Linked DNA regions of Homo sapiens: region 2 is linked to region 1. A link is an interaction called in ENCODE POLR2A ChIA-PET data of the cell type or tissue named here. Cell type or tissue: GM12878. All regions are shown on one strand. Each heading gives the region's core, and the rest is flanking DNA. Links, peaks and the distances in the headings are about the cores only.

The links. Peaks named below come from ENCODE experiments on the same cell type or tissue, not always from the same donor. Only the 100,000 strongest peaks of a DNase experiment are listed, where the experiment ranks them.
Region 2: POLR2A ChIA-PET joins it to region 1 with 5 read pairs; 2 of 35 experiments call an interaction of 5 or more read pairs at or near these places.

What each region holds. Positions count from the first base shown.
Region 1 is chr1:218,392,061-218,397,444 of GRCh38, forward strand. All of the region lies in intron 1 of TGFB2 (transforming growth factor beta 2), which reads left to right. Among named protein-coding and RNA genes, the nearest start is that of TGFB2-OT1, 48 kb to the right of the region's middle. In GM12878, for the core only: no CTCF peak of the experiment used is centred there; no DNase peak of the experiment used is centred there.
Region 2 is chr1:217,491,934-217,497,317 of GRCh38, forward strand. The region is part of intron 7 of GPATCH2 (G-patch domain containing 2); the gene reads right to left. Among named protein-coding and RNA genes, the nearest start is that of GPATCH2, 140 kb to the right of the region's middle. In GM12878, for the core only: no CTCF peak of the experiment used is centred there; DNase peaks (open chromatin) are centred at 3,038 and 3,478.

The DNA of each region.
Region 1 (5,384 bases), core at 136-5,135:
GGCTTGATCGGCCAGGCACGGTGGCTCACGCCTGTAATCCCAGCACTTTGGGAGGCCAAGGTGGGCGGATCACAAGGTCAAGAGATCGAGACCATCCTGGCCAATACGTGAAACCCCATCTCTACTAAAAAAATAAGAATAAAATAGCCGGGTATGGTGGCGGGTGCCTGCAGTCCCAGCTACTCAGGAGGCTGAGGCAGGAGAATGGTGTGAACCCAGGAGGCGGAGCTTGCAGTGAGCCGAGATCATGCCACTGCACTCCAGCCTGGACGACAGAGCAAGACTCCGTCTCAAAACAAACAAACAAACAAACAAACAAAAAACTGGCTTGATCTAAGTAGGATCGAGTGGAAAGGGAATAGATCATCTTATGTGGCTGAACTAGACCCACTTATGTGGTGTAGCTCTTGTAGAAAGCAGCTGTCAGCCTGAGGTAGGGAAGAACTCTTGTACTGTTGGAACAATGGTCAGAGGCTGAAGTGGGCCACCTGTCTGGGTTCTAAGTTCTCTGTCACTGAAGGGTTCTGAGAGAAACTGTCTTGTCTTGTCTTGTAAAGAAAATTGCAGTAAGAAGAGTTTGATGCTTATAAGAGAGAGCACCTAGTAGGTGCCAGGCAACCCCTTTGTGTGCTATCATTTCTAATTTCAATAAAGACTTGCAGAGAAATTGAACATCAGCTGTCTTTGCTTTTTACTTCTCTAAAACTGGATAATCCAGACCATGTATTCCTCTTCGTATTTATTCACTCTCAAGCCATTAATTTAATGTGCTAGTAATAACAGCCCATGCCACTTGGTTAAGTTGGTAAACAGCTTGCAATCCTAGCAGGGTGTGCCCCGCCACTTATTAGCTTAAGCTTTAGGGCAGAGCAACAAATCAGCACAGTGCCTCAAAGTAATTAGGCAATTCCCTTACAGAAAAATTAGCCCACAAGCAAGAAGCTTACAGAAAACACAAAGAAAATCTCACAGTACAAGACATGCATTGGCCATTACATGCATCACTGCTATAATTTTGAAAAGATTAGAGAAAGATTTTCGGCTAATAATGACCCGCTACACCCATTAAGCATGTCAAAAGTCCATACTAGTCATTACAGAGCTGCAGGGGAAAGTGCATTCGTTTCTGGAAAGGGGAATGTTGGCGTTTATTTGTTGTGGGATAAGAGTGCTTTCTTTGCAGGGATGAGCAAGAATGTCCAATGCTGAGCAAGGATGTCCAGGGCTGTGTGGTTTAAGTCCTATTTTGCCAATGCTTGGTGTCATCCTGCAAAGATTTTACCCTTCAGTTTCTTAATCTGTAAAAGAGATCAAAATAAAATGTGCTTCTAATCTATTAAAAGGTTAAGGATGAGATCCTAAATTTCCAAGTTTAATTCATTAAAGGAATCAACACAGGCCGGCTTCCTTCTACTGATCTTGTTTGAAGCCTTTACTGCATTCTAGAATGGTATATGGTTATCTGTGTCATGGGCTCACTGGCCTCATTAAAAGCCATGAAAGAACCAAAAAGATGACTATTTTGCTCCCTGGATATCACAGCAAACAAAAGCACAGATTGAAGGGAAGTGAGAAAAAGAGGAGAGAAAGAAAATGGAGCAAAGGAAGTAGAAAAGATAGGAAGGGAGAGAGAAAAAGAAAAAAATAAAGTTATCTGCTTTAAGGGATGAGATTATGGCAGAGAAGAGCTGCTTCAGTGGCCTGTTCCAGCTGTGAGGACCACCTGCCCCGATGAGGCCATTGGGAAGGGACATATCACATTCACGGTTTACCTGCCCACAAACGTGGGTGCAGCCATACTCTTCATGCTCATGGGCTCTGAGACTCCTCTACGTTAGGCATCGGCCTCTTTTTTTTTTTTTTTTAGACAGAGCCTTGCTCTGTCGCCCAGGCTGGAGTCCAGTGGCGCAATCTCGGCTCACTGCAAGCTCCACCTCCCGGGTTAACGCCATTCTCCTGCCTCAGCCTCCCGAGTAGCTGGGATTACAGGTGCCCACCACCATGCCTGGCTAATTTTTTTTTGTATTTTTAGTAGAGACGGGGTTTCACTGCGTTAGCCAGGATGGTCTCGATCTCCTGACCTCGTGATCCGCCCGCCTCGGCCTCCCAAAGTGCTTGGATTATAGGCGTAAGCCACCGCACCCGGCCGGCATTGGCCTCTTAACATCAACAGTTGGCCTGCCCTTTCAGCACCCAATGCTTTTACTGCTAACACCCAGTACACCCTACACAAACTGCCTGCACAACCCTGAGCCTGATGAGGAATGTAGAGGAACTGAAGTGAAATAGGTGTCTCCGTGTAGGTGGGGTTTTATGAGGATGATGGAAACTTTGGAATAGAAACTGGAAACCCCATGTCTGACACAGTTCAAGAAAACTAAACACCATGGGCCGGCACCACTGTTATTTTACTTTTTTTTTGCGCAGTGTAAGAAGGAGCCCAAACACTCATGCTGACAGTACGCACAGTCTCAAATAGCAGTTAGATGAAGGCCAAGTCACGTAAGCTGATGCCGACACAATTAGACTCACCATTGCCAACAGCTCGTCAAGTCTGATATCATCCCCCTCTCGGAGACTCTGTCTTTACATAGCAGATGCTCTGGTGCTGTGTTACATGTAATAGGTGGGATGGCCGGAGAGAAAATCAGAAACCACCGCTGATGCGCTGTTTATTTCTTAGTCATTTTATGTTAAATTGCTGTGACTTGAACGTCAGCAGTGTTTGGGATGTGGTAGTGAAATAAAATCCATATCCAGTGTGCCAAGACAAATTTCAGAAAACCCCAAAACACAATTGTCTTGGTTTCTTGCTGGCTGTGTCTGTGCACACACAAATAGTAGCTAGTTTATTGCCCTCCAACCACTCGGTGGGTTGCTTGTCTTGCCACACTCTGGGGAATGGCTAATGAACCCCAAACTACTTCCTTCAAAGCTGGGGATGTCAGGAATGAGGGGCCACTACACATTCATTAAGCATGTCAGAAGTCCACACCAGTCACTGCTGAGCTGCAGGAAAAGTGCAGTCATTTCTGGAAAGGGAAATGAGGGGGTTTGTTCTCTTCATTCTGTGGGCTTGTGAATAAGAGCCAGGGGATACCACTGAGAACAGCAGCACTAGGCACCAATGTATGGGGATCTGAAAGACCCTGGGCAATACTGGTATTAGTAAAGTGCTTCTCACTGGGAAACTTTCACACTGGGTGAGCCCCCAGGTCTCCACATCAGGTGCGTTCTCTTAGGGAGTATCCGTGAAAATACTATGGCCTTGCATTAAAGTTTTTCAAGCTTTACTTCAAGGTCAAACTTATCTCTAGTGGAGGAGGAGCTGCTGCCTTGTTATTTTATTTGTATTTTGTTGCCACCACGCTCCATTGCATGTGTTGGTGTTTCTGCCTGGCGTGGTAGTCATACCTTCAACTCAGGACTCCTTTGCACAGAAGGCAGGATATTATACTGAAAAGCTTTGGATTCAAAGGCTAGCCTCACTTCGACTTTAGCCCAAAGTTATTTTACTTTCCTCACTCTTGATTTATTTTCTTTTCTTTTTCTTTTTTTTTTTTTTTGTTGAGATGGAGTCTCGCTCTGTCGCCCAGGCTGGAGTGCAGTGGCGCAATCTCGGCTCACTGCAAGCTCTGCCTCCTGGGTTCACACCATTCTCCTGCCTCAGCCTCCAGAGTAGCTGGGACTACAGGCGTCTGCCACCACACCTGGCTAATTTTGTTTTGTATTTTTAGTAGAGACGGGATTTCACCATGTTAGCCAGGATGGTCTCGATCTCCTGACCTCGTGATCCACCCACCTCGGCCTCCCAAAGTGCTGGGATTACAGGTGTGAGCCACCGCGCCAGGCCTTGATTTCTTTATCTGTGAAATGGGGATTAAAAAATGGCCTTTGCAGTGATGAAGTTAGTAAAGGTATTATAAAATGAGAAGGGGACATAAAATAGAATTCTGAGCCTGCAGTGAAATCAGGTCATTCTTTTTGGAGTAGGAAAGGTAGGATGGACATTTTTCATTCCTCTCTAGCTAGTTCATGACGCTGAGTAACCAGAAGGGAAGCCTGGTCAAGTGCATTGTGGTTAGACCATCATAGTCTAGGGCAGAAGTTCTCAAACTTGAGTGTAAAAAAGAATTGCCTACTATTCACCCAGTAGATCTAATATGGAACCAAGTAACAAGCATATTAATAAGCCTATCAGGTGATTTTGATGCAGGGGGTGAGTAAACAAATATCTAACTAACATAGTGGAATTTAGGGAAGAAAAACAATTTTTGGAGGCTCCATCGGTGGAGAGCATGATGTAATGGCAGAACTGGAAGTGGGCTGCCAGGCCATCTAGCTCACCCTGCCACCATATTCAGGAAGCCCCACTGCATCTTTTGGGACAGACTGCGCCTTGTGAGTACACAGGTTCTTCCAGGGAGGCCAGTGAGGTGTGATCTCTCACAACCTTGAAAGAGAGTGAGTTGTTTGGTTTCTTTTTTTTTTTTAATCTTCTAAATTTTTAGAAAATTATTTTTATATTGAGTCAAACTGTGGCTCCTTGGCTATATAGAAAGTAAGTCCCTGAAATCTTTGAAATCCCTTGAGATTTGATATCCCTAAGTCTTCCCTTCTTCAGTCTGAGTACTACCAGTTTCTTTCAGTGAGGGGTGCTGATCCTGGCTGTACATTTAAAATCATCTGAGGAACTTAAAACTAAGTCCACCCCAGTCAATTAACTAGACTTTTAGGGACTTCAACCCAGGCATCAAGATTTTCAAGTTCCTCCGTTGATTAAAATGTGCAGTCAAGGCAGACTACTACTGCAAATCATAGAGGAATCCTATTTTTCCAGTTTAAGAGCTTTAGAACTCTTCCTCTTTTCTCTGTCTTACTCTTTTTTTCTAGGTATAAAGCCTGATCCAAAGTTTAGGTGCTTGAGCCAGGTGCAGTGGCTCACGCCTGTAATCCCAGCACTTTGGGAGGCGGAGGCAGTGGATCACCTGAGGTCAGGAGTTTGAGACCAGCCTGGCCAACATGGTGAAATCCCGTCTCTACTAAAAATACAAAAAATTAGCCAGGCGTGGTGGCAGGCGCCTGTAATCCCAGCTACTCAGGAGGCTGAGACAGGTGAGTTGCGTGAACCCAAGAGGCGGAGGTTGCAGTGAGCTGAGATTGCGCCATTACACTCCAGCCTGGGCCACAGAGCAAGACTCCATCTAAAAAAAAAAAAAAAGGCCGGGCGCGGTGGCTTATGCCTGTAATCCCAGCACTTTGGGAGGCTAAGGCAGGCGGATCACGAGGTCAAGAGATTGAGACCATCCTGGCTAACACGGTGAAACCCCGTCTCTACTAAAAAATACAAAAAATTAGCCGGGCATGGTGGTGGGTGCCTGTAG
Region 2 (5,384 bases), core at 143-5,142, 900 kb before region 1:
AGTTCAGGGAGACAAGTTTTTCTTTTTAAAATTCATTCTTTATTGTCACTGTTGCAAAATTATCAGTGAGAGTTAGCAATCGAGTTCTTCCTGGACAGCTAAACTGCCCTCTTAGTCAGTTAAGATGTAGCCTGGAGATGGAAGCCTAGAACTCAGTTCTTTTTTTGGTTCACTGCAGTAGCCCTGGTTGAAGTAATGCAACCTCTCTTGTCAACGGCCTTCACTGTTGCATTCAGCTGTGAATTTTTTAAGGCTTTGTTACCTATGCTGACATAAAGAGCTAATATTATTTTCTCTGTACCTACTGGCCTAACATGGTAAAGAAACACGCTTAAAACATTCTTCTTCAAAGAAATTATTGGCTTGGAAATATATAATTAGAAAAAAACATATTTGATTGCCTCCTCAAAATGCCTTACCATCCACTTCCCTTTACACTTGCTTTACCCTAACTAATTGGAAAGAAAAAAACAAATAGTCAATATTCTTCACTATGTGCTCACTCAAACTCTAGCTTATCTTATTTATGCAGAAAATATGATTATATGCAAGACTGGGCTAAAACGAAGTTGTACAGAATATTAGCAATTAACCCCAACAAAAATAAAAGTCTTGGAAATAATAATACAGGATAGAGCTGGGTTCTAATCCCAGCTGGGCCAGTAACTAAAAAGTCACTAGGTTCCAATAATAGCTTTACCATTTACAACCTGTGTAACTTTAGGCAAAGTACTTAACTTCTCTAAGCCTTGGTCTCCACCTGTAAAATGGAAATAACAATAATATCTACCTGTAAAGCTACTGTGAGTATTAAGTAATATAAACCATTTAAAATATTCAGTGCTATAAAACTGGAACATAGGAAATGCTGAGAAATAATATGGCTTAAATGCTATGATTATAATTATGATGAAAATTAATGGGACTAGCTCTCAGTAGGTATTATCTGACCAGTATCAATAATTTCTAATGACGAATAACTGCTTTGAACTGTTCAATTACATCACTTAGAATCAATTATTAGTTTACTTAGCTGTCCTTGAGAAGGAATAGACCTTCCTTAGATGATCAAGAATATGGTTAGGCTCATTCTTTCAGGAACGTCTGAACTAAATAAGTATTCTTAAATTTTCTCTTAAATATCTACTTCTTTTCATCCCCCTTGCAACCATCCCAGTTTAGACCACCATTTTCTCTGTCCTGGAAAAGTCTCCCAAATGATCTCCCTGCTTCCAGGCCTGCTTCCTTCTAATCTACTCTCCACACTGCAGACACTATGAGCTTTCTAAAATTAATCTAATTATATGACTCTATGGAGATCAAACTCAAAATCTTGTACAAGGCTTTCATGACCCTTCATAATTTGATTACATCTCTAAATTCATAATTTATTATGCTTCCTCCTACCCCAACCTAACCTTCTTTCTTCTAAATTATATATCCTAGCCATAGTGAAGTTCTTAGTTTGGGGTATGTACCATGCTGTTGCTCATCTCTGGCCCTTTGCTTGGGTTATGCAATTTGCCTATATCTTCAGGGTTCATGCACTGTGTCTGGAGCATTTTAGTGCTCAGCAAATATTTGCTGAATGAATGGATGAATGAAATAAAGGAACAGGAAGTGAGATCTGGTATCTGATATGTAGCTGAAGCCATATCTCATTATTACTACTTATAGAAAAGAGCAACCAGTTATCTTAAATCCATTAATCTGAAAGTGTTTCAATTTAGAAACACTTCGTACCATGAACACTAAATTGTTTCTGAAAATAAAGAAAATTAATTACTTTGGCATTTCTAAGTCTAGTGCCTTTTAAAAAATATATATACAAACCAACATTTGTGACACAGATAGCTAGAAGTAAGATGATGAAATCTCTACCTCTACATTAAATTAATAATAATAGTTAATAGTTAATTATGTTTTCTAATTCTAAGATAAAAGACAGATACTTGAACACTATTCCTGAGGCTTGTGTTACAACAGTTCAAACAAAGAACTCAAAATCCCAAACCAAATGTTATGGAAAAAAAAATAAAAAATTTATAGTTTAGTTTTGAAAAATGCAATTATAAGGACCAAAATAAACATTAGGTTGTATCTACTAGGTTTCGATAGTTCTCAGAGAGGCCACCAATCTGGATGAATTTAAATGAGATAGCACCCTCTCTGAACGTTGATGTTATAGCTCCTTTTATTAGATTTATATTATAATGTGTTTTCTTCCTCAAATGTATAGTTTTGATGGGCTTTGTACATAAAAACAAGTCAAACAATGGCATTACTTAATGCAATGCATCTATATGTATAAAACCCATCACAAACTTATCTCACCTTATCAGTACAATTATACATCTGGGGATACCACTGCAACTTCAAAAGGAAGCTCAGATAAAACTACAGAGATCTCTGGGTCATGAATCACAAGTTAATATGTGAGCTTAGATCTTTTATGGGGCAAAGATGAAAAAATTAATCTAAGGTGTTACTTGAACAACATGTATTTGCATTTAGAAGGCTCCTGGCCAGGTGCAGTGGCTCACGCCTGTAATCCCAGCACTTTGGGAGGCCATGGCGGGCGGATCACCTGAAGTCGGGAGTTCGAAACCAGCCTGGCCAACATAGCGAAACCTTGTCTCTACTAAAAATAGAAAAATTAGCCGGGCATGGTGGCAGGCGCCTGTAATTAATCCCAGCTACTCAGGGAGGCTGAGGCATGAGAATCGTTTGAACTCGGGAGACGGAGGTTGCAGTGAGCCGAGATTGCGCCACTGCACTCCAGCCTGGATGAAAAAGTGAGACTCTGTCTCAAAAAAAAAAGAAGACTCCCAACATATTTTTTTTTAAAGTCAGATTATGAATTCAAAACAAACAAGAATCCTTGATCCCTGCTCTAATAAGCAAGAGCAGCTCAAAAGACTCTGAAAATTTTTTCATTCTTCTTCTTGATACATTTTTTTTTTTCTGTTCCCTTGGACTCCTATCAGTGTCACAAGTGAGGTTGCTTTCTGGATTCTGACTCAATAATGTCAACTCTGATCAAAAACAGAACTTGTGAATATGGTGCGAAGTGCTTCTTACCTTCCAACTTTCAGATTGCTGGACTTAGGCCAAACGAAGATACAATCCCCTTATTAGTGACCTGCAGATGTATATTAAAAAATAACTCATATAAGAATTACATTAAAATCTGTAAGTAAAAAACCTAGGTACAATTGGAAAAACTGCTGAATTAAACCAGGAAGAAAAGTATACCTTGTGGATAATGGTTTTTACATTTAAAGAAAAGGAACTAAGAGTTTCTGTGGCTATTCATGACATTTTTCAAGATTATTAAAAGTCTCACATCCCAAGAGGAAAGGCAAAGAGCAGAATTCTCATTCCCCACCAATCCTCTCTTTACTACCTGATTATACATAAGGCACTCAAGCTCAGGAGTGCTTCTATTGGCAGCCACTGTTCAGGTAATTCCTCAAATGTCTGCAAAATAATTTCAAGTCTCTTCACACTCAACAGTGTCCTCAAAATTAAAAGGGGAACTAAGTAAAAACTAAACTATGATCTGACTCACTAAGATACTTCTTGTAAACTCAGTCAAAATGTCTCAAGGAAGAAAAGCTTCAGAATTAAAGAAGACAAAACAAAAAATGATGCTTCCTATAGTTGCCTCTCCCTCTTTCCTTCCACCCCTGAACTAACTTTCACATTTCTCTTTCGTGGCCTTCATAGTGCCTTCTCTATGGTTTTCTGAAACATTTACCAACATAGTATAATTACTGCTTACCTGCTCCAGACTATAACCACCTCAGGGGAAAAACTATGTTGTTTTTTACAAATAACTCTTTTAATAAAAATAGAGAGTCCTCAATAGATAGTGGCTGGTGAGTAAGTTATTTAACAAATGTATAGTAAAGGCACGATCACTATGTATAGTAAATTGAAATGGGACTTAGCACTGAAGAATAGCAAGAAAGAAGAATCAATAAGATGGAGAAAGGAGTGAGAGATGGGATTTTAAAAGTAGGGTTAATATTATTGTTTCTTTGTGTTAAGTTGGTATGAGAAAAGCATAAGGTAATCATGCATGCTAATTAGTCATTCCTTCAACAATAAACTAAAAGATTTTATACTTCATGGTCTTGCATTTCACCACTTGCACCTGACTTTAGACAACAGTTTAGTCTGCTATACAGTTAGGTCTGAGTTGAACTAAGAAATTATTATCCCTTATGTAAGTAGAATGTATTGTACATATACATACATGTACAATTCATTGTCATTATTCAGATTCCATACACCTACTTGCTAACATTTATTTGTAACACAAAAACCAATACTTCCCCTGCTTTTGCAGTCATTTGCAGACATGTGTAGCCAGAGTGGTAAAAATCTGAGTAGCCTCTAACACGTTTCCAGCTGAGCTCCAGCCAGGTGACACGGCCTTGTTTCAAGCTCTCATAGTATAAACAAGTGTATTTCTTGCAGTCTGTTTAATGCTATGAGTTTTTTGGGTTTTTTGTTTGTTTGTTTGTTTGTTTTGCATAATTGTGCTTCTGTTGGTGACTTCGCTATTTAAAATGGCCCCAAGCATAGTGCTAAAGTGCTGTCTAGTGTTCCTAACTGCAAGAAGACAGTGATGGGTCTTAAAGAGAAAATATGTGCTTTAGATAAGCTTCATTCAGGCATGAGTTATAATGCTGTTGGCCCTGAGTTCGATGTTAATGAATCAACAACAGACATTAAATAAGGTATCTTTAAACAGAATCACACACAAAACAAGGTTATGTATTGATCAGTTGATGAAGATGAGACCTGGGGCTCAAAGAAACCTAACCCTGTATTTCCCCTACAAGCAATGGTTCAGTATTCATTGATTCAGTGTTTGAGTTGACTACATAGAACATAACTACCATATGTAACAAGAATTAACTGGATTTATTAATTAATAATCTACCTAGTAAGGATACAGATCTGAAATGGCACATCAAAGTTTAAGTAAAAGCTGACTCAAAAATTGGTCAAAAAGATTTAAAAAGATAAAAAAAAATTGGTCAATTTCTTCCCTATAAGGTATTAGCTATTAAAGGTAATTTTTAATTTCAGAATAAAGCTTGGCTGGAAGCAACCAGGTATACCATAGTCTAAAACCTAGATTTATAACATTGCTTTAGTACTTCTCAAGTTCTAAAGGGTAGAAAATGAGCTTTATAAAATTGTATTTTCAGATAAAATATATCCTGATGCAACTTAATACTAAAAGCGGAATATTATTGTAAGCATTGTACATAGAGGGATAAGAACCATTTAGGAAAGCAGAAAGTCTAATTTTTGTATTGTAAATAATAAGAGGAACACATCATAGATGTAGCTTAGCTTAGTTCATT